Linked DNA regions of Mus musculus: all the other regions are linked to region 2. A link is a loop called in an ENCODE intact Hi-C map of the cell type or tissue named here. Cell type or tissue: heart. All regions are shown on one strand. Each heading gives the region's core, and the rest is flanking DNA. Links, peaks and the distances in the headings are about the cores only. Region 1 has its middle 46 kb from the start of Gm31225. Region 2 has its middle 2.9 kb from the start of Maf. Region 3 has its middle 66 kb from the start of Dynlrb2. Region 4 overlaps Wwox (WW domain-containing oxidoreductase). Region 5 overlaps Wwox (WW domain-containing oxidoreductase). Region 6 overlaps Wwox (WW domain-containing oxidoreductase). Region 7 overlaps Wwox (WW domain-containing oxidoreductase).

What was found. A loop is a pair of places that touch in the nucleus more often than their neighbours do. Peaks named below come from ENCODE experiments on the same cell type or tissue, not always from the same donor. Only the 100,000 strongest peaks of a DNase experiment are listed, where the experiment ranks them.
Region 1: it touches region 2 in a loop (8-fold over the local background); 5 of 42 quality-filtered maps call a loop at or near these places.
Region 3: it touches region 2 in a loop (6-fold over the local background); 17 of 42 quality-filtered maps call a loop at or near these places.
Region 4: a loop joins it to region 2, with 10 times the contacts of the local background. A loop is called at or near these places in 8 of 42 quality-filtered maps.
Region 5: it touches region 2 in a loop (3-fold over the local background); 10 of 42 quality-filtered maps call a loop at or near these places.
Region 6: it touches region 2 in a loop (14-fold over the local background); 20 of 42 quality-filtered maps call a loop at or near these places.
Region 7: a loop joins it to region 2, with 13 times the contacts of the local background. A loop is called at or near these places in 18 of 42 quality-filtered maps.

What each region holds. Positions count from the first base shown.
Region 1 is chr8:116,142,126-116,146,434 of GRCm38, reverse strand. No RefSeq gene overlaps it. Among named protein-coding and RNA genes, the nearest start is that of Gm31225, 46 kb to the left of the region's middle. In heart, for the core only: a CTCF peak has its summit at 1,969; a DNase peak (open chromatin) is centred at 2,044; H3K27me3 peaks cover 405 bases.
Region 2 is chr8:115,707,613-115,711,921 of GRCm38, reverse strand. No RefSeq gene overlaps it. Among named protein-coding and RNA genes, the nearest start is that of Maf, 2.9 kb to the right of the region's middle. In heart, for the core only: a CTCF peak has its summit at 2,309 (motif pointing right); DNase peaks (open chromatin) are centred at 2,311 and 3,971; H3K4me3 peaks cover 1,781 bases; H3K27ac peaks cover 1,092 bases; H3K27me3 peaks cover 1,066 bases.
Region 3 is chr8:116,437,244-116,441,552 of GRCm38, reverse strand. No RefSeq gene overlaps it. Among named protein-coding and RNA genes, the nearest start is that of Dynlrb2, 66 kb to the left of the region's middle. In heart, for the core only: a CTCF peak has its summit at 2,413 (motif pointing right); a DNase peak (open chromatin) is centred at 2,512; H3K27me3 peaks cover 1,725 bases.
Region 4 is chr8:114,931,235-114,935,543 of GRCm38, reverse strand. The region is part of intron 8 of Wwox (WW domain-containing oxidoreductase); the gene reads right to left. Among named protein-coding and RNA genes, the nearest start is that of Gm39257, 28 kb to the left of the region's middle. In heart, for the core only: a CTCF peak has its summit at 2,097 (motif pointing left); no DNase peak of the experiment used is centred there.
Region 5 is chr8:115,157,605-115,161,913 of GRCm38, reverse strand. The region is part of intron 8 of Wwox (WW domain-containing oxidoreductase); the gene reads right to left. Among named protein-coding and RNA genes, the nearest start is that of Gm39257, 200 kb to the right of the region's middle. In heart, for the core only: a CTCF peak has its summit at 1,826; DNase peaks (open chromatin) are centred at 1,643, 1,703, 2,453, 2,883 and 2 weaker places; H3K4me3 peaks cover 1,830 bases; H3K27ac peaks cover 1,929 bases.
Region 6 is chr8:114,769,224-114,773,532 of GRCm38, reverse strand. The region is part of intron 8 of Wwox (WW domain-containing oxidoreductase); the gene reads right to left. Among named protein-coding and RNA genes, the nearest start is that of Gm16118, 63 kb to the right of the region's middle. In heart, for the core only: no CTCF peak of the experiment used is centred there; a DNase peak (open chromatin) is centred at 1,932; H3K27ac peaks cover 235 bases.
Region 7 is chr8:114,539,353-114,543,661 of GRCm38, reverse strand. All of the region lies in intron 5 of Wwox (WW domain-containing oxidoreductase), which reads right to left. Among named protein-coding and RNA genes, the nearest start is that of Gm16116, 55 kb to the left of the region's middle. In heart, for the core only: a CTCF peak has its summit at 2,338 (motif pointing left); no DNase peak of the experiment used is centred there; H3K27me3 peaks cover 823 bases.

The sequences.
Region 1 (4,309 bases), core at 138-4,137, 430 kb before region 2:
GATATGCAGGATATCTGAGACTTGAACCCAGGCTGGCACTTTTGGCCCACAGGTTGAAAGCCATTGATCTAAAGGCAACTACATTAGTTAGTTTCCTGGTGCTGTGATAAAAGCAACCCGGCAAAGCAACTTAAAGGAGAAAGGGTTTACTTTTGGCTTACAGTTCCAGGGGATACAGTTCATCAGGGTGGGTCACATGGCATCAGGCAGGGATGGCACAGTGGCAGTAGCCAGAAGCTGGCTGGTCACATTTCATATACACTCAGGAACAGAGAGAGAAAACTAGCAGGTCCCAGTGACTGACTTCCCATAGTGACTGTGCCTCCTAACGGTTCTATAACCTTCTCAATTGGCTTTACTACCTGGAACCAACTGTTCAAATATGTTAGCCTTTCGGGACACTTCACATTCAAACCAACAACATTCCTAAGTGCTAGGGGTGAACATGCAATCCTGGCCCATCTAGTTCTAAAACCCAGGTGTGTGACCAATAGATGCCTTCTATCATGGGATATTCTATAAGGAACCGGTACTATGAAATCTTCCATATTTCATCTTACTGAGCTCCATCATATGCAGTGAGAGAATCAGAGCTTGATAAGTTATTTCAGTGTGTGTGTGTGTGTGTGTGTATGTACATGTATCCTCTTGTCTATGTGCATGCATACACCTACATAGGCAAGCAGAGGCCAGAGAAGAGCCTCTATCATTCTTTACCTTATTCCTTTGTTCCTAATAAGATCTCTCACTGAATCTAGAGCTCAGCTAGGTCAGCAAAGCCCCTGTCCCCAGCAACACTGGGGTTGTAGGTGTATGTGGTGCCACACTTTGGTTCTTCATTTATGTCTTGGGACCTGAACTCAAGACCTCCTGATGGCCCTGAAATCACTCTCACACTTTGAGTCATCTCTCCAGCCCCATGATTTCCATGTTTTTTTTCTTTTGGGATGAGAACACAGTGTAAAATTGCTGTGCTAAGTAATGGAGATGCCAGCAAACAGGGATGTACATCAAGGATCGTAGTGAAAAGCTTGCTCCGGGGATTCTGTGGCATGATACGTGGTAACCACATTTTAGGTCCTGGTCAGGTGCTGAGTCCTCTGTACTCTGTGGCAGGCACTGAAGGAACCTTGTCTTCTGATACAAGGGTATCCCTGCTGTGTACCCTCTGGCTGATGACTGACTTTTTGCTAATCCTTATTTGATTACAAAAATGCCAAGGACGAATTCAGTGGTTTGCAACATGTCTCTTGTCCCCAGTTATATGATCTTGCCCCTCTCCCCCCATTTATGAGAAGTGTGGTTCATAACAGTGCCAGAAGGAGTGCATCATAGGAAGTAGACTTCAGGGCACAGGAACACGATGTCCAATGGATGGTTCCATGTGTATGTTGCCCACTGACAGGTGGAGGTGGTAGGAGTGACCTGAGGGGAGAGATGGCAGGACATGGTTTAGTTTCCCTTGGAGGCATGACTGGCTGTGTGGGAGGTTTTCTTTCAAGGTTTTCATCCATAGGCGGATGCTTCAGATGGGTCCACTTTGGGATGCTAGGTTGACTCTCTTGCGCATGTGGTCACTCTTTTCTTTGTTTTTTTAACCCTACTTCAATAAATTAACTCCAATGGTACCCACAGAGAGTGTGGGATGTCTCTTATGGAGAGAGAGAGAGACAGAGAGACAGAGAGATATATAGGAGGAAAGACAGGAAGAAGAAAGAGGGGAGAGGGGAGACAGAAAGAGAGATAGAGAATCCCTAATCATCTGATAGGCTATCACAAGTAGACTCCTTTTTCTCTAGCTTGCAAAATCTATCCAGGGCTTTAGCCTTATTTCATGCATGGTCAGCAAAAAAATCTATACAGTGGAGAGCAACCTGCTTTCCCCTTTTTGACTGGAGGGGGCTCAGGAGACCCTGCAGGAAGCCCAGGGTCCAGCCCGGAGCTCTGGAGGAAACACATATTGCCAGCATTCAACAGGCGGCGCTCTTTGCCTAGGTGTCAGAAGCCAAGTCCTGATGCCTGCCTACTGCAGCTGAGTAAGCCGGATGCTCATCTGAAAACGAAAGGTTGCTCCCTTCCCTGGAGTGGGGGCTGACTCATCCTGCTCCTGCACACTGTTTGGAGCCCTGTAGGTTCTACCCTGAGAAACCAGCAAAGGTGAGCCCTTGGCCTTAATCTCTGGAGGCACCCCAAGTTCCTCAGTCAGCCTCAGATGGGGAGTCCAGGCCCTCCCGCAGGGCTCTCCTGCTAGGGGGCTGTCTTGAAAACAAGAGCTAGAGAAATTTCTGGGAACCTGGGTGAACACTCCAACGGAGAGGAGAATAATGAATATTTCATGGAGGTGGCTGGAGTTATTAAACAACATTACACGCGGAGCGTGTTGGCAGGGATCTGAGCCACATTTACATGAGTAAAAATAGTGAGAAAAGAGACCCAGAGCTGGGGCAGTGTAAAGGAAATCCCAGCAGAGCTCGGATGGAAGCAGCTTTCAGCCCCTCCAGGTTCAGGTGAAGGCCTCACTCTGTACCCTCTGACCCCATCTCCAGGAACGTTCCATTCCACAGTCAGGGTGTGGATAAGTAAGAGCTGAGAGCTGACAAAGTCCCTAGGGACTTTGATTCTCACACTGCACAGTATGTGTGTGTGTGCGTGTGTGCATGTGTGTGTGTGTGTGTGTGTGTGTGTGTGTGTGTTTATGTCTGTGTGTGGAGCAGGGTGTGTGTATATGAGTGGCATGTGTGTGTGTTTGTGGTGTGTGTAGTGTGCATATGTATGTGTGTGTTTGTGGTGTGTATAATATGTATATGTTTGTGGAGTGTGTGTGATGTGGGATGTGTGTATGTGTATGAGTGGTATGTGTGCTTGCGGTGTGTGTATTGTGTGTGTGTATGTGTGTTTGTGGTGTGTATGGTATGTGTGTTTATGTGTGTGTTTGTGGGGTGTGTGTGTGGTGTGTGTATGTGTGTGAGTAGTGTGTGTGTTTGTGGTGTATGTGTTGTGTGTGTGTATGTGTGTGTTTGTGGTGTGTGTAGTATGTGTGTGTTTGTGGTATGTATGTGTATCTGTGTGTGTGTCTGTGAGTGTATAGGCCCTTAGGTAACACTTTCCTTGTCTTAGGGAACCTTGAGGGTTAGAAGGGGCTTAGAATCAGGCCTACCTCAGGGATCTGTCCTGGAGTCTCAGATGTCTGAGTCAGAGGGAGTCAACACTGCAGGAAGACTGTATGCTTTGGACTAGAGTGAGGTGGCTACACTGGGGCTCTATGACCCCTGAGGCCACCCGTAGCTGAGCTATTCCCAGACCTTGTCTCTGATGGACAAGAAGAATCAAAGGCCTCTTTGTTTATCCTCTGCCCCAAGCTCTGAGAATTTTGTCCCTGCCTCTTGACCTTCCCTCTTGTAGTACGTACTCACAAGAGGCATGGAAGAGGGAACTCTTGGAAGAAAGCAAAGATGTAGGGAACTAGAATCAGAGAAAGCCTGGACCATCTTTGAGCCCCTGGGTGAGCAGCTTAATTACACTGGGCCTCTGTTCTCTTGCATCCTGTGAACACTAATCGAAGGGATGTCTGTTAAGTGGCAGGCACCATGACCCATGTCTGGTATGCAGTCTGTGCTCAGTGAATATTTGAATCTTCTTTTCTTTCCACTCTCCCAACCTGCCCAGTGCCATGATTCTTTTACAAGGTCGATTCTTCTTGGAAAGAAGGGGGAGAGAGAAGGAGAAACTGTGACCAGTGAGTCCAAGACTGAGCTATGTGTATGTTGCCTGTTCTCTCTCTCTCTCTCTCTCTCTCTCTCTTTCTCTCTCTCTCTCTCTCTCTCTCTCTCTCTCTCTCTCTCTCTCTCTCTCTCTCTCTCTCTCTCTCTCTCTCTCTCTCTCTCTGTACCTTGAACTCCTCTTATATCATTCCTGTGGTGCTATCAGCTTCTTAATTACTCAAATGACCCTCTGCAACCAAGAATGTGGAGAGGCAGACATTGTGTCTGTTGGGCTCACTGTGAAATCCCAGCTACTAAAATAAGCTCAGTAAGTCTCCATGGATGGATTCATGGATGGATGGATGGATGGATGGATGGATGGATAGATGGGTATGAGCCATTGGTTGAGTGGAAGAATGGATGGATGAGTGGATGGATGGATAGATGGATGGATGGATGGATGGATGGATGGATGGATGGATGGATGGGTAGATGGCCATATTGAGAGATGGATAGACTGAAGGTTGGTAGAAGGCTGACTGGATGGATATACACATGGATAGATAGATAGATTGATGGATCTTGGGCAGTTAGAGATTCAGTTCAGG
Region 2 (4,309 bases), core at 97-4,096:
TGAAGACGGCTAAAAGGATTTATCTAACACTAGACCTAGGAACTGAGCATGTCTTATCACTCAAGCCCTCTCCAGAACTCTGCCTCAGATCAATGGAGTCGGGTTCCTACTGAAATTTAGTGGACACCGGTTAGCTCGGCACCGTTAAATCAGCTTGCACATAAACAAAGCCCTCAGAAGCTTCCAGCTACATCCTGTTCACTTCAGAGTCTGTATGACTGATTTAAACGTGATACATTTGAGCAGTAGTAACTCAAGATCAGGGAGAGGAAAAAAAAAAAACATATTCCTTTTAGCTCCCAATCTTTGCAACTTAGACACAAAGGGCCTTCTACACCTTCAGCTTTACATGAAGCTACATATATATCAACCTGAAGTTATGGTTGTGTTTTCTGACGCTTTTTTGAGCCTTCTTACACGGCCAGCCCAGGGCTCTCCTTCCCATCCAAGCCGTTTTATAAATATTCATTGCTTGCAGGAACTTTAATGTTACCGGGTTGAACTGGTCAATAATGACAAGCGCATGGTTTCTAAATCACTGCATAGAGCTGGCTGAGGAAGCTGAAGTCTATCTGAGAGCCGGGGTTCCGATTTGTATTTGGATTAGGTTGGCTTGGCTAAAAGCGAAACAAACAGTGTAAGCAAAGAAGTCGCAAGCACTGTGGCCTGCTGTAATTGTGGGGAATCGCAAACCTGAATGGTGCTAAATTAAAATGAGTGCTTGCAATTGTTATCAAAGAAACGCTGCTAACAGCAAACTGTAAATGTTTAGACACCTCCTGCGCATCACTAAACAATGCAGTAAGGGGGGCAAACGATGGGACCTAAGTGCTAAGCCTGAAAGCACTCCAGCTTTCTTTAGAAAATATTTCTGACCTCCTCTCTCTTTTTCCTTCCAACAAAAGTGGGAGGTTGTAAAAGTCTCTGAAAAAAAGAGGAAAAAAAATGCTACGGCTAACAATAGCAAGAATGAAAAATAAACTGGGGGAAAAATGTGTAGCTAATGATAGTTAACTAGCCACACATGGCCCCTGAGTGTCCAGAAAGAGTACATATTTGCGATAATTGGTTGGGTGGCCATGGAGCTATAGGGCATGCTCTCCATCAGCAGCAATTTTTGTTTATGAGATGGTGCCTATTTATAAATATAGCCATCTCCATGTTTCTGGCCCAAAACATACATTTTTTTTGAAAGGCAGGGAGTATACTTTATAGTGTTTAACAAAACCTTCATGTCTAAAAATTATCATAAAAGTGAATGGTTTCTAAAGACACATGTTCATATACGCAAAAACATAAGCTTTAGGCATCTGTGGTTAATAATTTTTAGAAAGACCTAGAAAACCATGGCTAACCAGCAGGACATTTGTGTGATCTTAAACACTGCCTTCCCCTTCGAATGTACACTAGAATCCCTTAACTTCACTGCAAGGTAAAATCTAGTTTAAACGGAGGAAAACGAAGAGAGAAGTCTCTTAGGTCACCTCAGTATTGACATAGTCTTCACTCTTTCTTCCCCAATCTGGATCTAAACATAGCTCATGCTACCGTAACCAAACATTCCTATAAAGCCCAAGTCACCCTTATAAAGAGCTCTGCAGTTAACAGTGCAAGAAGAATGGCGTGTCTAGAAAAAGACCAGCAGGCCCTTTAGAACGAGGATGTCTCTACACGTCTCCCAGGGTGTCTACCAAAAGGGGTGCCAGAGTTTGTGGATGAGAAATGAACACTGGTCTAATCTGGTGTCCCGAGGCAGGCAGTGACACCTAAGGCCTCTTTCTAAACAGCCAAGAATGCTAGGGGCGGGTTTGAGACCACACTTAGGTGCAATGTTCACGAAGCTGGCTTAATATATGACTTAAGTGTCCGAAGTCAGGATTTTCTGAGAATTACCTTTCAGATAAACAATTTTAAGCCACAGCAGTAACTTTGCTTAGGAAAGATGTCTCCTCTATCACTGGATTCCAAGGAACTTTTTAACTCAATCGTTATTGCCACAAATCGGGTTGGAAAGCCTTGCCAGCCCTTTGAAAGAGCCTGGGTCCTTGTTACATGACATCAACAGGCACAGGTCTCTCAGCCAGAATAACATTCTCTGAAGACTGTCTGTGGACCTCTTCCCAAGCCACGAAAGGAAGCCTGAGAGAAAAAAAATTTCAGCACCTGCTCGCAGTGTCTGGAGGCCCTTCCCTGCAAGGTTGGCTTCCCCCACTGTGATCCAACTAGCTTTCTTGTGCCTCTTGCCTCTTTCCACACTAGGAAATCAGCGTCTCAAACCAGAATGAGATCAATTTTCAACTAAGCTTTGCCGAAAGGTGGCGCTGTTGAGGTAAAAACCAACTCTATCCAACAATAGTTTTTACTCGGGATTCTTTTGCAGTCTTTTTGATTCTTTTTTTTGGGGGGGGGGCGGGGGACACCCTCATAGATACCCCCAATATGGTTAAAACAAATACAATCAACACCAGATGCATTTCATTATTCGAAGGAGTCAAGAGTCCCAATTTCCAAGCAGGTGAGAACAGTCTTGCAAATGTAAGGTGGTTTCAGACAACCCTGCTTTCCCAGATTCAGCCTCCACTCTTCTGACTTGCCTATCGCTTTAAAATCTTAGAAACGAGTTGTTAGTTTCTTTTCTTTTTTTTTCTATGCCCACCCCCCCCCAATATTTTTGCATAGCTTTGGAAGAATCAATCAGTGTAGAAAACTGAACCGGTTATTAGCATTTGCAACGGGAGGGGGGCAACCTTACCCCACCCCCAATCTGGGTTTCCGGACTTGTCCGGAGGTGGGGGAAAATATTGGTTTAAAATTTAACCCTTGGAGAGGAGCCGGGAGGGCTCTGGGGTACTGCCCCCGCTTCCCCCCCCCCCCCCGCCCTTCACCACCAAGTTCTAAATACCAAATAATTAAGCGAGGTGGGAGTGCAAAGACGCTCCGGACCCTGATAAACAGGGTTCAGATTTCATAATGGTGAGAATGGTATGGTCAGGGTGTATGGGGGGGGGCATCTCAAGCAGGATTCAGGTTTCATAAATGGAAAAGGTGGTGGATTGTAGAGGGGAGAGAAGAGAAACGGCGGGGGGGGGGAGAGAGAGAGAGAGAGAGAGAGAGAGAGAGAGAGAAGAGAGAAGAGAGAAGAGAGGAGAGAGGAGAGAGGAGAGAGGAGAGAGGAGAAAATGAATATGAATATTTCTCAAAAGCCAAACTCCATTCTAGAGTCCTGAGGCTGAGGGTTGAGCCGGGATGATCAGGCTCAGGCTTAAAGTGTCCCAGAACAACTTGCTGGCACCATCATTCTGTCTGTCCCTCCAAGGACAGAAGATGCTAGGGGGCAGCTAGTCCCTATATACTTTAAGCCCCCTGCTTTTTCAAGAGTTATACTGGTTTTCTTCTCCGCGTGAAATCAAAAAAAAAAAAAAAAGTGCAGGCGCACTGCTCACTGATCCCCGCGCGCATTCTGGGTCCCCGCACCCTTGGCGCCCCCATCTGATCACCTCACTTGCAGAGAGGGACAAAGAGTTCAGTCAAGTTGGGCCCCTGGAGCGTCAGATTCAAGGAAGGAAAGCACTCGGCTACCCCCATCAACAGCCACGAAAGATGCAGAGGATGGATCAAAGATCGAAAACTGCAAGACAAATAAATGCACGTTGTCAGGGTGCGGGACCGGCAGGGGACAGGGGAGTTCTGGCGGATCTCTGCAGCATGAGAGCTGCGGTTCAGCCGGGCAGGCCTCTCTCGAACTCCGAGGAAAGCAAACCATCCTCCCGGGTCCTACCGGATTCCAGCCGCCCTTTTAGTAAACTCTGTCCCCTGGTGCACTAAACTTCGCACCGGCCGGTGGTGGGGGGTGTTGCTCCCTGGCTGCGCCCCAGTAGCAGCGCCGCAAGGGTTAAGCAAACCTGTCCCAGCTGACAGTCAGCTGATTGGGCTGTGATTGACAGCTCCGAAAAGTTTCCTTGTTTCTATACTATTATGCTAATCGCTGCCGCTCTCGCCGCCTCCCATTGGCGGAGAGTGCCAGTCAATTTCCCATTTGAGCCTGACGTCACGGGTGCTATAAAACTCAGCAATTGCTTTAAACTCTTCTCGCTGGGATCAGAGGCTTTAAAATCTCTTTTCATCTTGGAGCTGTAGCTCGGGCTGCTCGTCCGCTCGGCCTCTCCCCCCAACCCTTTTGCTCTCGGCTTTGCCTTGGCCCAGGACTTGCAATTTTGCTTTAAAAAAATAATAAGAAAGAAAAAAAGAAAAGAAAAGAAAAACCAAAACCAAAAGAAAAAAAGTGGGGGAAGAAAGAACTTAACTCCCC
Region 3 (4,309 bases), core at 119-4,118, 730 kb before region 2:
TATTAACTACTGAACCAAAGTCAGAGTTCTCTAGCCTCAGCCCTCACAGGGCAGTCATAGCTACCCTAAGGGATCATGAACTCCAGAGTTCTGTGGACTGTGAAGTGCTTGGCCAGGTAAAGCTTCGCCACGTTGACACCAGCTGTCACCTCTGCTTTCAGAAGTCCTCCTCACGAATCCTTCATGCTGCAGGAAGGAGGCAACCACTCTCAGATATGGAAGAAAGCCGACCCCAGCATGCATCACTTTGATGTATAGAGGCTGTTTTGATTGGCCAGCTCTACCTGGACAGAAATCCTGGGTGTGCAGAAGAAGCTTTTCAGTCATGTCTCCTTTGGTGTCTGACAGCACCAAGCGGCAGAGTAGGCAGGTAAGGGCAGCCACTCTCTAATATTATAGTCCCTGTGTCTGCTTGTGGCATGAGACTCCACAGCCTTTGACAGTGGCTTCTGTTAGTGCTCAGCCTGAGATCTGAGGCACTTGGCCCTGAAGACTTGACAGGTCTCCAGAGCCTTCTGATGATGAGGGCTTGCGGGTCTTTCTTTCTGGCTCCTCACTGACTAACCCCTGCTCTGTTCTCTCCTGGTCCGTTTGTGCATTCCTTCCCTCTCTCCTGGCAACTCTCACACTGCCCAACAGTTTCTTCAGTTGTTACTGCCTGCTCTGGAAGGGCTCAGGCAACCCACCTCTGTCTGACTAGCACACACAGGGGGCCATCCAGGATCTGGGCACTGGCTACCCCCTGGGCCCCTCAGCTGCAAGTATCACATCCTATAAAAACAGGACCCTGGCAGGTATATGGCACTCCCTGGTAGGATCAGTGATAGTCAGTATGGCATGGTGCATTCAAGCCCATCTTCCATAGTGTGTGTGTGTGTGTGTATGTGTGTGTGTGCGCACACTCTAGACCATACCTAAAACTAATTAGCTTCCAAAATGCATCACGCTAATGACGTCACCCTAAGGTTTAGCCAGGGCTCCATGATACGATTAGCAACGATTAGCAATAGCTCTTCCAGGTTGGTTACCTCGTGTGAGTGCAGGTGTCTTCAGAGGCCAGAGACATGAGATCCCCCCTGGAACTGGAGTTATGGATGATTGTGAACCATGCAAAGTGGGTGCTGGGAACTGAATTTGCATCCTCTACAAGAACGGTATGTATTCCCAACCTGTGAGACAGCTTTCCAGTCTAAAGTACATGTGTTGTAAGAGGCATGCCATGTGTGTCCAGTGCAAATGGACCATCTTATAAAAAAAGCAGACTGGAGGCATCATTCAGAGCGTGAGGCTGGGGTAGGCAGCCTTCTGCACCTGGCTCCAGGCCTTCTGTGTGGAAGGGACCCAGCCCAGGGTAGGTGCATTCGTTTCTGGGGACTCAGCTTGGTCATCTGCAAGGTGCAGACAATAACATTTTATTTCCCTTTATTTCTATAGGGGATTGCCGCGAGGGCTCATCTGAAGTGATCATTCAGCGATCTATTATTACTGTGTTAATTAGTTAATTACTAACTGTTCATTAATGCATGCATAATGACAGGCAAATATCAGCTGCTTTTGTTCATTTTTTAAAAATGATTTTTAGTTAGCAAGCAAGATGATGAATTTTGTCATGATAGTTTCTCTGAGTGAATGCATGGGTATACAAGTGTTCGAGTACACATAAATGTATGTGCATGTATGTGTGTGTATGTGCACGTATGTGCATGTATGTGCATGTACAAGTGGAGGCCAGAAGTCAGCCTTCAGAGTCATTCCTCAGGAGGCCAACCATCTTGGGGTTTGAGCTAGTCTCTCTAACTTGTCCTGGAACTGCTCGATGCAGCTTGGCTGACAGCTAGTGAGCCCCGGGAATCTCCACATCCCCAGTGCTAGGATTATAAGCATGTGCCACCATGTTCGAGCTCTGGGCTTTGAACTCAGGTCCTCATGCTCATGTGGCAAGCACTTTGCTGACTGAGCCATCTCTCCAGCCCAAGGGTAAGGCCTTCCTACACTGTGTCTACCCACTCACCTACCATTATCCTCTCTTGATCTCTTATTTGGCTTTTGCTGTTACCAACAACAACACAGCAGAAGGTTTTCTTTTCCCTTCTCTGGGTCTTGAAATCTCCATTGTGTTCCCATGGACACCAAAAGGACCTTCAGTGTGAATTCAAGGGCAGGCGCATCATGCAAAGTAAGCAATGCTCTGCCCTTTCCAGGATGACCCACACTTAGGACGACCTTATTCTCAGTGCTACGTTGCTGTCCACCAGCTGCAGACCAGGCAGGAGGGAACAGGGAAAGTCTTTCCCTCCCCTTTGGCCCTTTCCATATAGCGTTCAGCCCACCTTCCTTTCCTAAGCTCTTTAAACTTCTTTTGGCTAAGTTAACTTTGTGCCCCCAGGAGACAATGGGCCAGGAGAGTGGCGTATCTCTCCTGGGGCCACCAGGTGGCGATGTTTCCTTTGTCATGATCCAACATGTACCAACTCTTCCTGGTTTCAGCGTCCAGCATCCTTCTGTCAGGCAGCTTTCTCTACTCAGGCAGAGGGCTTTGGCAGTTCACAGAGTCCCCATCTTTAGGATGTGAGTGGAATATCACCAGTTTCTCTGCAGTCGTCCAACACCCGTGTAGACATAGAGAATGCATCGAGAATTGGCCCAGGGAAAGGGTCTCTTGTCACTTCTAGATGAACAAGCTGTCATTTGCTGGTAGTGCCAGGGTGATTTTGGAGAGTGATGTCCCTGTGTCCACGCAGGACTCTAACAACTAGGGTGTGAGATCCACCTGGCTTCCATGTCTCTCATCTTGCTTCCTTATCTAAAGTCCCCTGGAGTGAATAGAATAGAATTTAGAATAGAACTGCACACCCCCTCCCCGTGGTATATGTGATATGGAGAATTTGAGGGATGCCTTTGAGTTTGACAGAACCATTTTCAGTTGTTGGTGAGCTTGACTTAGGGACCTGGGATCCTGGAAAACCCAACAGCCTCCAAAGCCACCCTGAACCAGTGACTTCAGGTTCTTGTCTTGCGAGTTATAAGAAATTCATAGATCATGGAAGGTGAGTTTTAGAGAAAAGTTTACTATGTATTTCATAAGAGAACAGAAGAGAGAGGAAGCATGAGCTTGTGTGTATGTGTGTGTGTGTGTGTGTGTGTGTGTGTGTGTGTGAGAGAGAGAGAGAGAGAGAGAGAGAGAGAGAGAGCCCACAGTGTCTATACAGCAGGATTGTGTCTCTGGGGATGGAATGCCATGGAGGTGCTCAGCCAGAACTTGGACAGGGCATGATGGTGGATAAACTCAGTTCAGCCGGCCCAACTGAGGAATGTCCAGCTAGGTGACCTGAGTTTTAGTGATGTCAGCAGATACAGCTTCCAGGTAAGAGAGAGAGATGACAGGGAACCCGAAGCCCAAATTCTTTTCCTGATGTTCCTGGTCTCCAGAAAAGACCTTCTCAGGGCCATGGTTCTGGAGCCCTGCCCTCCTGACCTGTTCCTAGCCCTTGCTTCCATCAGTATTTAAGGCACAAAGAGAACTGGCAGAAATGCAATGAGCAAAGCCACCTGGTTCAGTACCAAAAAAATGATGTTGGTAGCATCCAAACGCAACCTCCCCTAAAGGCACGTTTTCCTAAAACTCAGCCTAATATTGAACAAGAGCAACATCATTCCTCAGTAACAACCCATGTCTCAGTGCCTTCTTGGGAGACCAGGCTATTCTCTTCCTGAGCTAGCCTTTTCTTCTCTCTCCCACTGCCTAGACCCCTAGACATATCTGCTCAGATGTTACCTGCCATTCATCAGAAAGTCAGCAAGGGAATCAACAAGGCATCAGTATGGTGGGCTTGATACCTGGCACTGCCATTTATTTGCTGTGTAATCTGGATGGTTATTTAATCGTTCAGGCCCCAACTTGCCTCATCTATAAAATGGGAACACCCAATGTATACATTGATTTGCTATGATATATAAATGAGATATTGTATGTTAGGTACCTGAATCAATGTCTGATGTAATCAAAGGGGAACCTTCATTACAAGAGAGAACAAGGGACTAAGCAGCTAGCCTTGAAGAAGGAAGAGAGTAGAGATCTGAATGGTACCCTTGAACTGGGTATGAGAATAGTAGAGATAGGTATCATTCAGAGTATAGCAACGATGATGAACTTGGTGAGGACACAAGACCCCAGTGGTGATGCTGGGCTGCTAATTCTTCAGTGTGACCCTACAATGGAAAGACGTGCTAGTCTCAAGGTGTGGATGGGTGTGCAGTACTAACAGGTGTGTGTCTTTCTCTCTGCTTTCCCCCACCACACTCTTCAGTC
Region 4 (4,309 bases), core at 207-4,206, 780 kb after region 2:
AGCTGCCTTGACTTTTAGACTTCCCTGTAATAATGAACCTGAAATTATAAGACAAATGCTTTTCTCTCTTAAGTTGCTTTCATGGGGCTATTTTATCACAGTATCAGAAGTGGATGCCTTCTTCCTAGGAGGACAGGGCCCATCTCTCCAGTCCAACAAGTATCACTGGTACCCAGCACAGCCCCGAACCTGACAGAACCTCAGTTCCTTTCAACCATGACTCTGGGGAAGGACACCCCTGGGTATGACACCAAGGGACTCTGCGGTGGATGGTACTCAAAAGGCAAACCTCCCAGCTGTCAGTCACCGCTTGAGAAGAGCAAGCTTGCCTGCGTTCTTATTCTTGCATGTTCTCAGAAGTGGAGATTATTATCTAAGGTGGGTTTTTATCTGGAGGTTCCAGGTACTTCCAATTCCAAGATTTTTATGTGGTCAGAGCAATGCCCCAAGAAATATCAGCTTGTGAATCCTGGCCTAGCCTTACCTGGACTACCTGTCTAATCTCCCTGAACCCTAGTTTACAAGAGCAACCGGGTATCTCAGCAAGATTATGGAAGCTATACCTCCTTAGCCTCTCCCTCCATCAGCTTACGGACACCAAGAGGAGGATGCTGACCTTTTCTTAATGTAAGTCAGAGCTCTAATAAGGTCCTAGACGACTCCAGGTGACCCTGGCCCGACTCTGTGCCTGCCTGAACTTCTTTCTTCCTCAGTAGTTATAAAAGGCGGATGGCGGGCTCTGGGGGGGGGGGGGATGGAGGGGGGGATGGAGGGGGGGGATGGAGGGGGGGATGGAGGGGGAGAGGCTGGAGAAGACCAGCTGCAGGTGGTCCTGAGTATCCAGGCCCTTACTGTTGAGTGGCTCCGTGATGGGCCAGATGGGAGAGCTGAGGCATAGACTTTGCCGAAACAAGCCGGGCGTGGTGGCGCACACCTTTAATCCCAGCACTCGGGAGGCAGAGGCAGGTGGATCTCTTGAGTTCCGAGTTCGAGGCCAGCCTGGTCTACAAAGTGAGTTCCAGGACAGCCAGGGCAATACAGAGAAACACTGTCTCGAAAAAAAAAAAAAAAAAAAAAAAAAACCCAAGACTTTTGCCGAAACAGCAAACACTCAGGAGTTGCTCAAAGAGCCCTTGAGGATGTCTGTTCCCTGGACAGGGTGAGGAGGGTGGTAATGGTGGTGGTGGTGGTGGTGGGTTGTTTGTTTCCACCGGTATTCCTAGGGATTTACACAAGTGCCATGGTTCCTACTTTAGGCTTCTTCCAAGTAGGCAAATGAAATGTTAAGGGAGAGAAGTAAAAAAAGCTTCAAACGGGAGAATTAGAACCCAAGGAAACTCTAACATGTATTTTGGGCACACACATGGTATGTATGTGTGAGTACCCCCCCCCCCACACACACACACAAATGTATTTTAGTACCAGGTGTGGTATGGTGGTGCATGCCTTTAGTCCCAGCCCTTAGGAGGTGGGTCTCTGTGGGTTCTAGACCAGCCTGGTCTATAGAGGAAGTTCCAGGACAGCACCAGAATTACATAGTGAGAACCTGTCTCAAAAACAACAACAAGCTGAAACCAACCAACCAAGCAACCAACAAAAACAAAACAAAATGCAAGCAAACAAACAAAAAAACTCTGTATTTGGGGGTCTGCAAAATGGCTCAGCAGTAACAGTGATTTCTGCCAAGCATGAAGACCTGCGTTCCAACTCCCCGAAGCTACTTAAACCCAAGCGTCTGAGTCAGTAATCCTAACACTGTAGGGGACGGAGACAGGAGAATCCCTGTGGCCCACTGTCACATGCTGCTGAAGACAGCCCATCACAGGGAACAAGGTAGAGAGATATCTTCTGCTAGATTCATGCTGGTTCAAACACCTCCCTCATACAACACCCCACACACACACACACACACACACACACACACCACAGTGTATTTTATAGAAGAACTAACTGTGCTAACAAGACAAGCAAGCTTACTTTAAAAAAAAAATGTATTCCTATATATAAACATTGATTAGGTTTATGGTCAAAGTAAATAAATACCACAGTTTGAGGGGCAGTGTTCCTTCATCAGGATGCACTATTGCCACCTGGTGGTGACATACCAGAATTGCAAGAATAGGGCCTTGTTCTCAAACTTGATGCACCTAACAGTAACACACCGGGGCCAGTGTTTGTGGCATTATGCAAAATTCTTACAAGGAAGGAGCTGGAGTAAATTACACAAATAAATATTCATGTGTTTTGCATGGATGATCCCAGACAATATCACTCCCTTTTCTCTTATTTTAAGTGTTTGAAACTCTCCCAAGAAGTGGTAAGCTACACAGTACCAGTGCCTCTCAGGTTACAAATTCATATGGAGTGGAGTCGTCTGATTGACAGATGATGATAAACTACGGAGGAACAGCAACAGACAGAGCTTGGGATGCAGCTCATCTGCATAGCCACACCCACCATTTTCCCAAACCCTCTCAAAAGAAATCCAGTTGACTCTTCTAAGCTTTGGGAGTTTTTGTTTGTTTTGTTTGTTTGTTTGTTTGTTTGTTTGTGTTTTTGTCCATATAGAGCACGTTTGTCAGCTAGGGCCAGAAGCAATGGTGGTTATAAAGTAATGGGCAGGACCATGTCTAATAAATGTAAATACGCATTGAGAAGCACACAGAGATGAAACCCCACATACAGTTTTAGAGGCCGGCCAACTGAATGTGAATACCTCTTTGCAAAATCCAAGCACCCAGAGTTTGAATGTCCAAGAGAAATCACAGGCTTTTCTCTAACACGGAGAACCACTGCTGTGTTGAAGGGAATAAGGGACTCCATCAGCTGACTCGCCAGCTTGCAAAAGTGACCTCAGAATCCACGCTGTGTTTCTAAGTCACAGGAGAATGAACTGGAAGAATACCGGCCAGTCTGGGGGAGGGGAGGACTTTCCACTTAAAAAGAAGAAGAAGAAGAAAAAGACAAAAACAAAACAAAACGGCGGGGCAGGTTGAGTTTTAGAGGAAGAAGAGGCCATTTAAAAGCCAAATAAAAGAAGCGGGTGCAGGCTGCAAAAGAAGGCACACAATGTCAACGCTCTGAACTCGCTCAGGCTTGGTTTATTTTCCGAGTTAATGCACTCGTGGTTGAGCCTGAAAGAGAAAAGTCAATGGGGAGAAAATAAACAGAGCGTTTGCAGAGCTTGCCCTGCAGCCCCTCGGACTGTCTGCTTACCATTACCCCGTTTTAACATGTCATAATCGCTCTCACGGGCGAAGACACCCTTCCTGCAGCAGCGGACCAAGAATGCATGACTAATTTTAACCACTTGTGCGCATCTCCCAATGGATGGAAACCTCACATGGCTTCTATGGATTAGAAGTTCTGAGAGTGGCGACAGATACTAAGGAGTTGGGCTGCTCCTCTCGCATCGGCCCATGGGTCTCCAATGAGTTGCTGAGGGACCCCCCAGAACCTGTCAGCCTTTGCAGGTGCTGCATACATCCTGAGTCATGGTTACAGAAGGTCAAGCCGGGACGGGAGCAACGGCCCGGCAGTTAAGAGCACTGTACTGCTCTTTGAGAAAACTCATGGTTGGCTCCCGACACCCAGTGAAGTAGCTCACAACTGCCTGTACGTCATTTCCAAGAGATCTCTTCTGGTCTCTTCAGGTACTGCACTCAGGGGCACATACACGTAAAATCAAGGATAGGAAAGTGCAGACTCACGAGAGAGAGAGAGAGAGAGAGAGAGAGAGAGAGATGGGTGGTCAGCTAGCATTTAACCATCACAGAGGGTTACAACAGAGAGAGATGGGGCTGTGACGAGTTGCCCTGTGTGGTACCCACTGACTCCAGGTTCAGATCATCCGATGCAAAGGAGGGAAATGATGGGTCCAAGATAGACAGACATAGAGGCTCAAAGAGGTCAGCTAATTGCCCCCAAAGAAACAGCTGCCTGTGCTTCAACATAAATACACAAGCCTCAGACTGCTCCTTCCTACCATAGGCTGAAAGGCATCTTGCGAGTTGAGACCGGTGGCTGGTAACTTCAGGACCAAGTTCACCATTGGATGCCCTGTGTCACGTGATGTTCATACTACAGCACTGGCTGTCCCCTTTGCCACCAAAGCATCCACCAGTAAGTGGCTCAAATGGTAAATGACTGTACCACATTTTTTTTTAAGTTAAGAAAAAAAAGAAAAGAAAAAAAGAAAAAAGAAAACAAAACCCTCCTCGCCTCTCTCTCTCTCTCTCTCTTTTGGTTTTTTGAGACAGGGTTTCTCTGTGTAGCCCTGACTGTCCTGGAACTGACTCTGTACACCAGG
Region 5 (4,309 bases), core at 211-4,210, 550 kb after region 2:
GGCTAAATATAAAACTAAAGCACACACAGCTGGACTTTCAAGTAGTTTCAAAGCACATTTAATACCTTCCCGCGAAACTTCCAAAATCCAAGCCGTCCCCGCTTTGCTGCCGTATAAACAGAAGTCGGGCAGACCTAACATAATGTATGGGATTCAAAAGGATATTTAAGAGGGGTGGGGAACACACAGGCTGAGGGCCCACAGCCATCAGAATGCTGACCCATGTTCACCGGCCCATGCTGTCCTTTGCTGGGTGGGTTATAATAGAAACCAGTAAAGCTAAGTAGAGGTGGGGGGGGGGGTGGGGGAGGGCAGAGTGCCGAGGAGGGCTGCCTTTAACCGCAGTTTTGTCTGCCCCTGAGTACTTTTCAGCACCATTCCTACACCCCTGGGCCAATGGAAAATGAGAAAGAGTCAAAGCCGGACTGGCAGACATGAATGGATTCTCTGTTAACCCCGGGAATTCTTCTTGAAGGAGAATCCAGGATTCTGGTTTATGATTTTTGTGTTGCCAGACACTTTAATTGATTTGTTAATGAGCCCCAAAGTCTCAAGACTTCTGTGAGCGAAAGGCAGTTTGGAGTGAACGCTATGTTACAGTTGAGGTAGTAGGTACTGTTCAAACAGCTCTTGCTTTGAAGGCGTGGTCCCAAAATAATACTCAGAGGTGGAGCTTCGGAAAATAATTGGATCATTAACGGCTCTGGCTGGCTTAATCATCAGGCTAATTCACTGATCGATTCATACTTTGACAACTTTATGGGGAAGCAAAAGAGACTAGAAGATTAGACCTACTTGGGCTAGGCAGATACTAGGGAGCATGGCTTTGAAGGTCACACCCTGACTCTGACCCCTGTCCCAGCGCCATCCCCCGTCTTGCTGCTTCCTGACCTCCATGAAGTGAGCAGCCCTGACCCTGAGGTGGCAGCTAGAAGCTAGCTGAGTCACCCTGGGTTAGCACTGGGACCCGGTCAAACAAAATCAGGGTCCTTATCTCTTAGAAGGATCTGCTATGGGGACAAAGAGGATGCAGACCACAGACACCCAGATGGCTTACAAAATGCAGCTACAAGTTCTTCAATAGTCTTCCCACCAGGAAGTAGAGCCTTATGTCCCCCTGCATTGAATCCCAGTGTGCCAGGGATGGTAAACTCACTATAAGGTCTCCTCATATGGTGAGAGGAAGTGGCTTCCTGTGATGTCCAAGGTCAGTCGGAGAAGACCTTGCCATGGCAGCTATGAGGTGTACGCCCTACAAGATCCAACCTCTCTAAGACCACCACGCTAAAGAAGCCAGAGGCGGAGCCCCCCACTTAGCCACTCATGCAGTAAGAAAGGTAATTATGGGCTAGCCCACCCACCAATCACCCCGTGACCTTTGCCCCATAGCCAACAGATTGAGAGACAAAGCAATCCCTACCCCCCCCCCCAAAAAATTGAGCCAGAAAATGATGGGATTTAATAAAAACAAAAACAAAAAAATGCATTGGTTGTTGTCTACTAGTAGCACGTGGGGCGCTTTGTAACTCGGGAACAGATAAATGACAGGGGCCAGACTCCAGGGATGTCGAGATAAAATGAAACCATATACACTACATTCCCAGTACACAGCGGGCTCTCGGCAGCGGCGGATGTCAGATCACGTCCCATTCCTGGTGACAATAGACTTGATTGCCTTTCAGTTTCACTGCCTATTTTTATACTGTGCGACGCTAAATCGTAAATTACAAGCAGCTTAGCAGCCTCTGATTCCTACCCAGCACTCTGGGTTTTATTGGGCTCTCAAAGTTAGAGAAAGGCGCACATGGAAATTGGAGCGGCTCCTCTGCTCTCCTCTAGGGGCTCTGGAAGGAGGTTCTTCAGCCGGAAACTCCTAGCTTCTGACCGTGCTTCGTGCCCCCCCACCCCCACCCCTCAACTTCCACTCCCCGGTGGCAGGCACACCACGGTGAACAGGGGGCTTTCTGCCGGGAAGTTTGCAAGCGTTTTTTCTGAGCAGTATTGGTTTTCTTTTTTCTAGCCGGCGTAGATTTGTGAGCTGCAATGTGTTCCTGCAGGAAGGAGGCAAGCAGCCTCCCTTGGCAAGTCTCACCATGAAGTTATTTCTCGGATCCGCATCTAGAATTGGTTGTATAACTTGGTGATTGCCAGAAAGCATTTGGGAGCCAGATGGGTCTTGGCATGAACCCTGGCTCTTTTCCTTCCAGATGGAGAGAACTTGGGGGCAGATTTTTGTTAAAAAAAAAAAAACAAAACAAAACAAAAGGAAAAAAACCTCAGTTTACACTTTTGAGAAATGGGACTAATCATAGTGCCCTCTGGTAGTGCATTTGGGAAGCCTCAACTAGGTAAATACTCGAGGCCCTGCTCGAAGTCGGAGCTCACAGTCATTTTTCTGCTAACAGGAATCCTCATCGCTGGAGGCTACCCCGGCGAAAGTTGTTGGACTTGGCTCAGAAAAGCATAAGACGCCTGTGAGATTAGAAATTCGGATACAGAACGAACAGCATGCTGGTGTATACTAGACACTCCGGAAGCCCGGTGGCCTGCTACCGAACGCATTTGCTGCTACTTCTCGTAAAGCACGCCCCCCCCCGTTTTCCTGAGACCCCCCCTCTGCGGGATAGATGATGGCCATTGGTATTTACAATGAAGAGCAATCATTCAGCGTCTGGATGGAGGGCTCACCCAAGAGCTGCTAAACAGAAAGCTCTCATCTCTGTTTTCTCATCTTTAATACAAACTCCCATCCTCCATCTCCCTTCCTCCAGCCTCCAGCCTAATTCTGAACACCCCCACCCCCACCCCCACCCCCGGTAATGAACATTAGCTGGGAGGATGCTCTGGAAAAGCCGAGCTGGAAAAAGTTTCTCTGGAGCCCCACTGCCGCAGTCATTACATAACCAGCTCCCTCCAGCAGCAGCCTGAGGTTCGCTGTGGAGATGCTTCCATTTGTAGCCTCTCCAAGTTCCTCTGGTGCAGCGGCCCCCTCCTTCCAAGTCCCTTCCCCTCCTCTCTCTTCATGCCTGAGGTCTGGCTCCACTGGAAGCCACCCCCCCCACACACACACACACGCCACTCGCTCATTTTTTTCCACATAATATACTGCAGTTTATTACATAAGTGATTTATTGCATGCGTCTTAATGTATAAGGGGCAAAAAGTTGTTTAAAATAAATCCAACTGAGAGGATAATCTCTGTGGGCAAAATGTACTTGGACTTAATTTCTCTACTGGGTATTATACACTATATAATTGCCTTAAACAGAAGCTGCACACACAAATTTAGCTTGGCACCGATATCTGGCTACACGGAACACTCAAGTTACACGCTGGGTTTTTCTACAAATCCTTTGCTCCCCCGGAAGAAAACTCAACAGCATCCCTTAAAGAAATATTCAGCCTGACTCTCCCGCTGAGATTGGGAGGGGGAGGGTAGAAGAGCAGCCCATTGTATCCTGGATGGAAGGGGTGGGAGGCCTTTGTCTTGAGAGAGAGGGCAAGGCTGCCAGCTTGTCACTGGGCAGATCTGGTTCCTGGAATTCTGTAGCCCCCTCACTGGCCCTGGACATGGGATATGCACTTAATTAAAGTTGATGGTGGCTTGCCCTTCTTTCTCCTACAGATTAATTAATTAATGTATTCATTGACTCCCTCATGCATTTATTCATTCTACAAATACTCTCTGAGCTGCTCTTGAGCCCTTGGGCGGTGGTGGGTCCTGGGAATAGGAGAGTGAGCCACACACTGTTCCTGCCCACACCTAATGAGGAGACAGGCCGTACGTAATTAAGCTGTCCTACCACACACCTTAAGTGTGACAGGACAGGCTGTTGCGAGAAGAATGGGTACGTGGTGCTCTGAGGGCCTGTAGAAGACAGAGAAAAGTTTCAAGGGAATGGCTTGAGCGGGTGTTAGTTAGCCTTTGCTGCCGTAAGGAATACACCCAAATTTAGATGCTCAAGGCAACTCTGCTCTTTATGATCGAAGTGGTCAGGAGTCCAAATGTATCCTTAAATCCATGTATCTGGGAATCAGGCTCCTGATAGAAGGCATAGGAGAGAATCTGGTTCACGGCCTCTTTTGGCTTCTAGAAGTTACTGGCCTTTCTTAGCACATGCCCCTCCCTCCATCTGCAGAGCTGATGAGGTCCAGTCTAATCCTTTGCCTGTGCAATTCCCTGTGATTCAACAGCATCTCTCTTCCCCACTGTAGGAAACTGGTGAGAAAATCTGGCCCACCAGGCCATTGAGAATCATCTCCCACGCTGAAGGTCGGCAGGTGAGCGACCTTCGTTTCTTCTGTCACT
Region 6 (4,309 bases), core at 220-4,219, 940 kb after region 2:
GATTCTCTGGGCTTGGATATTAATGCTCACATTCACTGGCTTCTGAGCTAAACCCCCCATCCCAGATCCTTAAAAAGAGAAGATGATTTTCCAGGGAAAGGAGTGTGTGTGTGTGTGTGTGTGTGTGTGTGTGTGTGTGTGTGTGTGTGTGTATGTGTGTGTGTGTGTGTGTGTGTGAGCTTATTTATGCTGCTCTTATCCAGAACAGGGCTGATAGGAAAGTCACTGGACAAGGGTCTGCCTGGCAGGATGCTGCCTGCCTTCCTTCTAGAAAGCAGGCTACTTAGATAAGGTGCAGTAGTGGCAGAAGTCGCCTTGAACACTTGGCAAGTGTGTTCATTTAGAAGGAAATAATACAAAGAGAAGGGCAGAATATTCTGTCTGCCTCCTCCCTCCAGCCACGGGGAAGGTAGATAATTAGACTTCATTTACAATCCAGAGCTTTCAAAAATAAGACCTGTGTTGGTTATTTATTTATTTATTTTTAAAGATCTTTTAACTTTGAAGTTCTGGAGATTGGGGCGGGAAGCTGCCTTGTGTGAAATGTGCCTGGCCTATTGTACTTGGGGGAGTCGGAAAAAAAAAAAAAAAAAAAAAAAAAAAACGGGGACAATAATAGCCCTTCACGGAGGAGACGGGATTGTGTTCAACACACCATTTATCTCCTTTTGGACACAAAAGCATATGTGCAAATATGTCCATTTATACATTCTTCTTCTGGGGGCCTGTGACTCTTCCAAGTCATTATTCATATTAATTAATGTGTGTTTGGTTTATAAACTGCTGGGCTTAAGAACTCAAGTTGAAATGTTCTAGGAAAGTCAATACCCCAGCACTGCCTGTGACAGGGTAGGGGTGAGGGGTGGGGGTGGAGCTAATGGGCTGGATCCAGCCTTCCAATAGGGTGACAGGAGCTTTACACATCTGGGACAAGGCAAAAGGCCCTGTGAAGGGCCTTATATTTGCTGTCTGGAGACCGGCATCCATTCTTCCACCCTCCTGGATCCACAGAGAGCTTCTCAGGATAAACTGGGTCATAGTTCATAAATTCTGAGTGTCCAAGGAAGGGGGGAAAATGATAGTATTACTGAAACACAGTCCACACAATTCTGTTTTCTGGAATGGCCCAGCTCTCTGGGCCTGTTAAAGGCAGTTCATCAGCAAAGCACTTTGCATTAGAGCCAGGAAAGGGAGCTGGGTAAAGAGGCATGAAAAAAAAAATACCAGAAGATGTTTGTGAATACTTTCCAAAAATTCCAGGAAGACATATGCGTTTCAAGACATGGATCTCGCTAATAAACATTAGGTCATAAAATAATTCAGTGTACATGTGTGGGTTTTAGAGAACACTCTCTGAAAGAATTTTTCTGGAAAAAAATAAAAGCAACCTTGCTGTTCACTGTTTTAAAACTCCCTCCCCCCCCCCCCAAAGAGCTATTTCCAAATACAACCTAGAGATACATTTTATTTCAGTTTCCCACAGATGTGTCTCTCCACACCTGCTATTCTGGTTATTTATTAACCATGTCTAGTTTTGTAGTTTCTAGCTTTTACATCTTTAAAGTCATTAAAACTCAACAAGAGAATTAATCACAAAAGAAATCTATCAAATACCGGTGCCAAGCACTTTTTTCCCCTCCCTGACTGACATCTTTAAAATGTATTTTAAGGTTATTTATTTCATCACACCCAGGGAATAAAAAAATAATAACTTGCAAGCCTCCAAGTTCAGAGAAAGCATAAAAATGTGATTTACTATTTATTATACAGTTAGGCACATGCACATTATACATTGCATGTTAATCTCCAGCGAGCTAAGTTTAACAAACTTGACAACACTACCGCTTGCTAGTGCGGAGAAAGAGTTGACATCTGTTTGCGTCCAGATAGGATTCCTTCTGTGTATTTTCTGGTAAACGGATAGAAGACCGGCTGTTTAAATGGGCAGCCGAACCACAGTGCCCCCTGGTGGAGAAACAGTAAATGCGTGCACTTCTCACAAGATTTTAGAGACACCTAATTGTTACAGTGTGAAAAAAAGTTTCAAAGAAAGAAAAAAAAAAGCAGATAGGAAGAGTTCAGTCCATGCGTGTTTTAATAGATGGAGAGTAAAGAGTTGCATTAAATTCTTCAAAATCACCTTGATCAGACATGGTGTTTGACAACGAAGAATTAAACATGCATGTACCCAGAAGAGTTGGTATTTGGAGTCGAATTGAGAGTCGCATTTGCAGTCAAACAGAGAGTCGCAGAGTATATGTATTTTAAAACTAAATTTATCCCAGTGGATCATCGGGCAGATACACACAGGTGGACTTACTTTCTGAATGCACTATGAAAACGCAAGAGAGCAGATCCCAGATTTTACCAGGGACCAAAGGACTCCATCTTCCCATCATGCCCTTAGCAAGCGCCTCCGATAAGCAGCTTACAGGGAATTTCCTCGGGTCAGACATAAATAGACAGTCTCAGGTTCCCTTAATCCGGGCGCACATCGCTTGCAAGTTAGGCCTCATAAATCTCAAACCCAGTCGAAGCGCACGAAACGAAATGTTCTTAGAAGGCGCAGATACATTAAATGAGAGCTTCGGCACCATGGACTCATTAATCACGCAAACAATACTGACGGCCTCGCGCTGATCTTAAAGGAGCCCCTCCTTTTCTCTGGAAACACCCTCCCTTCACCTCTGGCCACCTTGGGAAGGAGAGAAGAAGTCGGGAATGGATGAGCGCCCCTCGCTCCTTCATTGACGGAGAAGCAACATCGGTAATGGTTCAAGGTCGCTCGCACCTCAGTTGTGGAGTGAAAAGAGCCACAGTTTCCAGCGTTGCTAATCACGTTTTGCTTCCGATGTAAAGTATTTCAAGATATCTGTCAGATGGAGATGATACTGACAAGGTGAAAGTTCACGGGGGCGGAGGTAAACATGCTCACCAGGTGATGAACGGACAAACAGGACATGGATGCATCCCTACCATCGAATAGCATTCAAAAATAAAATAAAACAAAACAAAATAAAATAAAATAAAATAAAATGGTATTAGTAGAAGCTGTTAACAAGAAAAATTTGAAATCAGGATACCAAGTGAATGAAAACACACAGAACACCATGGACACTATAACTCCATTTTTCCGAGGTGCCCACAGCAGGCAAGTCCTTACAGACAGGAAGGAAATTAACCACTGCCTAGGGCCGTGTGTGTGTGTGTGTGTGTGTGTGTGTGTGTGTGTGTGGTGTGATTGAGGTGTCTAAGGATGCAGGATGATTTTTAGAGCTAATTAGATGTTCTGAGGTTGTAGATGTACTAAAGCAACTGGATCACACACACCTTACATGGATGGCTTACATGGCAAAAGTGTTCTGTATCCATTCAGCTGGTAAGATAAAGGAGGCCATGGAAGGCTAGGGGCGGATGGCTCTGCAAAGTTCCAGGGCAAGTCACATTTCCCTGATTAAAGGAGGAGAACAAAAAAAAAATGAACTAACCAAATCACAAGAGTAAACAAATAAACACCAAGACGAAGCGGGGTGCAGTGCTGGTCTCTGGAGACCTGGGTTCAGCAGGGCCCTGGATTTACTTTTCCAAAGGGTTCTCACTCAGCTTTCCTTCTTTCAGATCGGCAGCTAGTGATGAAAATTCTGATTAAAGCGGGTTTCACCCTGACTGCTTTCCTCTCCTGCTCCCCAGCTCCCTGGAGATCCGGATGCAATTATCCTGGAGCATCGCTGCTCTATAAGAAGTCCCCAGGTGACTCTGATGTCCAGCTGAACCTGAGGACCACTGTTGGGGGGGGGGGGGTTGTGAGCCAGCCTAACACCTAGAATACGGTCAGAAGGCAAAGCTGGCTGAGATCAGCAGCCGGCTTCCTAGTTCTCAGAGAATATCTCCTCCTCATCCCTTTAGGTTACGCTGAAGGTATGGCCGAGTTTTCACTGGTTGTCTGTGGGCCACTGTGGAAGGCAGGATGTCGTCAGTGAAATTTACCAAAACCTGCAATGAAATTTACCAAAACCCCCATAGTGTTTCCACTGACAGAGATATCAGAACCAAGTGCCTGCCTTCTTACCACACACAGGTATCATTCCAAAAACACCTTTGATTTTGTTTTCAACTGTGTGTGTGTGTGTGTGTGTGTGTGTGTGTGTGTGTGTGTATACACGCACACACATACACATCCTTGTATATGTTCAAGGAAGTCATTCTTGTTCAGACCTAGAGTTTTATGTGAATTAAATGGGGTCTTCAACCAGTGCCATGTAGGAATCTCCTTTTCCTACTCCACATTACTGCTGCTGAGTAGCTGAGG
Region 7 (4,309 bases), core at 144-4,143, 1.2 Mb after region 2:
GTTTGAGATGTGCTGCTCTAGCCAAAGAAAGCAAGGTCCTTTCTTGAACGCCTTTGAAAATGACTCACTTTAGAAACGGTCACTCTACAGGGGACAGTACTCTCCCTGGAAAGCTTTAACTTGAATCAACATGGTGAGTAGCCCAGTGAATGATGAGATAAATATATTCACCAGTGTAACAGAAATGCAATATCGGCTTCCCTTTTCTTCAATTCCCATGTTTAAAATTTCAAATGGTTTTCCAAGGCCGGCTGCCAGGAATGTGGTCCACTCAAAGCTGGTGCCAGTATGAACACTACAACCCTGTTCCCTTCCGGCACACACCACGGCGACATTGAGCCTACAGAACCAGGCCTTTCTGAGGTTCACTGGGACATTCTAAACGTGATTTTAGACCTTCCAAGTACGTGTCTCACTCTGGTTCCAACATTTCCCATGAATCTCTATATTGGATAGAATGGGCCACACTGAACTAGAAAGAACAAATCAAGAGAGGGGCTGAGACGCTGCTCTTAGGGGGGGGAAGAAAAAATGGAGCAGCCAGGACCAAAAAAGGGAAGGGAAAGGGTTAGATTGTTTGACGGTTGGTTGGTTGGTTGGTTGGTTGATTGGTTGGTTGGTTGGTTGGTTGGTTGGTTGGTTTCAGGAAGCAAGGCCTCCCTCACTATGTTCAGCCCAGACTGGCATCAGACTCAATCCTCCTGCTTCTAACTCTCCCATGCACTGGGATTACAACACAGGCCAGTGGCCCTAAAGTGAAGCTGTGTAGGATTCCATGGGGTCTGCAGGCTTGTGGCTTACATGTATGTGTGCCCTGCAGGCTCGTGGCTCACGTGAGCTAAGGACACTAAAACTGCAGAATTAACTAAGCCAAAACGCAGGATTTAGGTTCAGACTCTGAAACCAAAAGACGCTGCAAATAGAAACACTTGGCCTATGCTCTGGAAAGCCAACAATTAGGTTATAGAGAAATACCAAGTTTCTGACCAATTAGAGATGATTTAAATTATAAGCTATAAAGAACAATGTAGACGTAGGGCCTCCGTTTGAGTAAGAAAAAAGACATAATTTTGAAAATATTTCATTTTATTCTGTGCATGTGAGTGTGCTGCCCATGAACGTGCAGGTGCATGCTGGAAGTCGCATCCCATCTCCTAGAACTGATGTGAGTCACCATGCAGGTGCTGGGAACTGAACTCGGGTCCTGTGTAACAGCAGCAAGTGTTCTTAACCACGGAACCATCTCTCCAGCCCCTTAATTCTTAACTCCAGCTTAAAACGAGCGATTTGGTCAATGATAAGGAGCTTGGGAATCCGCCCGCCCCCGAGTCTTCTTCCTTGAAACAGATTTATGAAAACTTTCTAAGTATCGACAGTATGATAGTTAACTTCACTCTTGCCATGGAAAATCGATGTTTATCCCTATTGGTCTATTAAATCTAACCAAATTAAGAAGACGTGGATCAGGTGTGGGAAATAGCTACAGGGCTATAAAACTGGGGCATGCAGGTACTCCAGGGACAGACAGCAAACATCTCAATGCAAACCAGTCCTGGCATAAATGAGGATAACAGTGGCCCAATGACAAGAATAAGGGCAGGCAATGCTTGCTACATTTGACTGTCTTCTGCGTTGCCATTTATTTTGAGACAGAGTCTCAAAGTATGACCCAAGCTGGCCTCTGACTTCCAATCCTCCTACTGTAGCCCCCCAAGTCCTAGGACTGTGGGTGTGTGTCCCCATTCCCAGCTTAGATTTGAGTTTATCCATGAGTATCACGAAAGGTTCAAACACTTCAGAGTTGATGCAGAGCTACTAAGCAATAAAAGCCACCACAGCTCCAGGCTCACACAACTTTTCCCATATGTCTAGAATGGAGAAGAGACTTATATCACACCTCAATGATACATCTGTTAATGGATGATTACCTTGTTGTGTTAATGGGCTGGCCCTCCCAAAAAAAATCAAGTTTAAAAATGCTAAAATGTCTACTTTTTAGATAACCTGAAATTGTGACTTATCTAAAAGAATAAAATACGAACTTTCACTCAGAGACACAATCTATCCTGATGTCTTCTCTGGGTCACCTGCTACCTCACCTAATAAAAGTAGCATCTGGGCTGATTGGATACTTTGGTCTCTGAGATGAACTTCTTCTGTCCCATGCCCTGTCTTCTTTCATAAAGGCTCCAAGAGATGGCATCCCAGCGTCCCTGACAGTGTCCTCCTGTTGCTTTGATAGGATTTCTCTGTGGCCAGAGCCAGGTGGCCTTTGATGACTGTCTCTTTGCCAGAGAGATGACCTACTGGCCACGCTGGTATGGTGTCCTAGCGACATCTTGTGGTGAAATAAAATATAGAGATGCCTAAGGTTCCACCCATTTGACTGTGCCAGGGTTTGTGTCAACCCAGGTGACTCCTCATTTGCCCTTGCTTTTGTTCAAAAGTACAAAAAGAGCACACATTTGGGTCCAGTGGGTAAACAAAGTTAACCACAGATTAAAGCCAATGACTCCACAGAGGAAAGCCACGACCTTGACTTCCACAACGGACACATTCAAAGTGAGCCAACAGTTCTAGGTTCCCCTGGCCACAACCATCCCAGTGACTGATGGGTGAAAAAGGTGGTAGACAGAATCGAGGCACAGACATACACATTGGCAGCAACACACGTGCCTCGGATCCCCAGGTAATACTGAGCTCGAATGACAGAATCCCAGCAAGTGCCGTGAAAGATTGTTAACATTCAACTAGGAATTCTGTCATCTTGAAGCGTCCAACTCACGAAAGCTAAATGTTGGGTGTGGGAGATGAAAACTGGTCAAGACTGAGCCTCCAACGGACTAAACAATTACTTAGCACTGTTAATTGGTCATTCGGCAGTGACTGCAAACAGATCAAAAGTAAGAGCAGGGAGGATGATGACAGGAAGGGACCTCAAACTAATAGAGGTGAATAGAAGAAGACATCTGACTAATATTACGTGTTCGCTGTTGGTCAGCGAGGTGGTAAAGGCACTGGTCACAGAAGCCCTGAGAACTGAGTTCAATCCTCAGAGTCCACAGCGGAAGGAGAAAAAGAACTACTAAGTTGTCCTGTGACCTACATAAACACACACACACACACACACACACACACACACAACACAACACACACACACACACGCAGACACGCAGACATGCACACACACATACACATGCACACATGCATAGAGACATAAGCACAGACACATCAAAATAACAATAATAACAATAATGATAATGACAATAATAATAATAATATCATTGCATCCAAAGTCATTTCTCTTTAAGCCTTCAGAAGGCAAATGTGCGTAGGCTGCAGGTCTGTCGCGTGTAAGGGACCCACCATCTGGGAGCAGCTCTCAACAGAGCACGCCTGCTGGTCAGTACAAACACCTCCCTTTTCCTTTGACACACTGCCACAACCTTTTGGTCCGTGTGCCCATTTGCAGAGACCACAGCGCAGCCAGGCGTGGCCTTCCTCCCCTACTCAGGTGTGACAATGAATGAGACTGGGTGCACACATCTGTTACCTGCTGTTGTCCACCAGAGTGGCGTAACAGCGAAACCTCAGCTACACGACAGCAAGTCACAAGATCCTGGTGCGGAGTACACTCCTTCTTCCTTTTAGCAGCTCCTAGGCAGAGCAAGGAGCTTTCATTAAGGTTAGTGCAGCTGATTCTGCTGCGTTGCCGAGAGTGGTCGGATTTTCCGACAGAAGGCCTATTATGTCAGAGATGGAGACTCAACGTTGTAGCCACCCTTCTCCTAGGTCACGGGAGGCAGCATGGTTTGCATGGTGCAAACTGAGTTATAATTTAAAGTCCAGCCTGGAGTGCAGAATTTGGACATCGTACCTCAGAAGGTTCACCTCTGAAGGCTCAGGAACCCACTCGTCCCATGGGTGAAGGAGACCTGAAGACAGCTTGCGAAGAGATCACCGCCAAATGGTCTGCATGGTCTTCCATTGCACAAGAACCCAAAATGCTGAGTTTTCTTTTGCTTTGCTCTATGTTGTGGGGGTTCTTTTTTTTTTTTTTCTTTTTTTCTTTCTATTACTGTGTATCTGTTCTTTCCATGCAGAACTAGCAGGGACTGTGATGGCAGGGGCACAGTCATTTGCTTTTTTGAAGACATGGGTGGAGAAAGGGGACAATATGTTACTATTTGACACAGGCTACGGAAGTTAATCAAATTATGAGACCCAGAGCATGGGATGTAATTCAAAGTGATGGACAGACAGGAAGAAACCCGTTAATCTGAACGACTAAGAGGGTTAATAATCACAA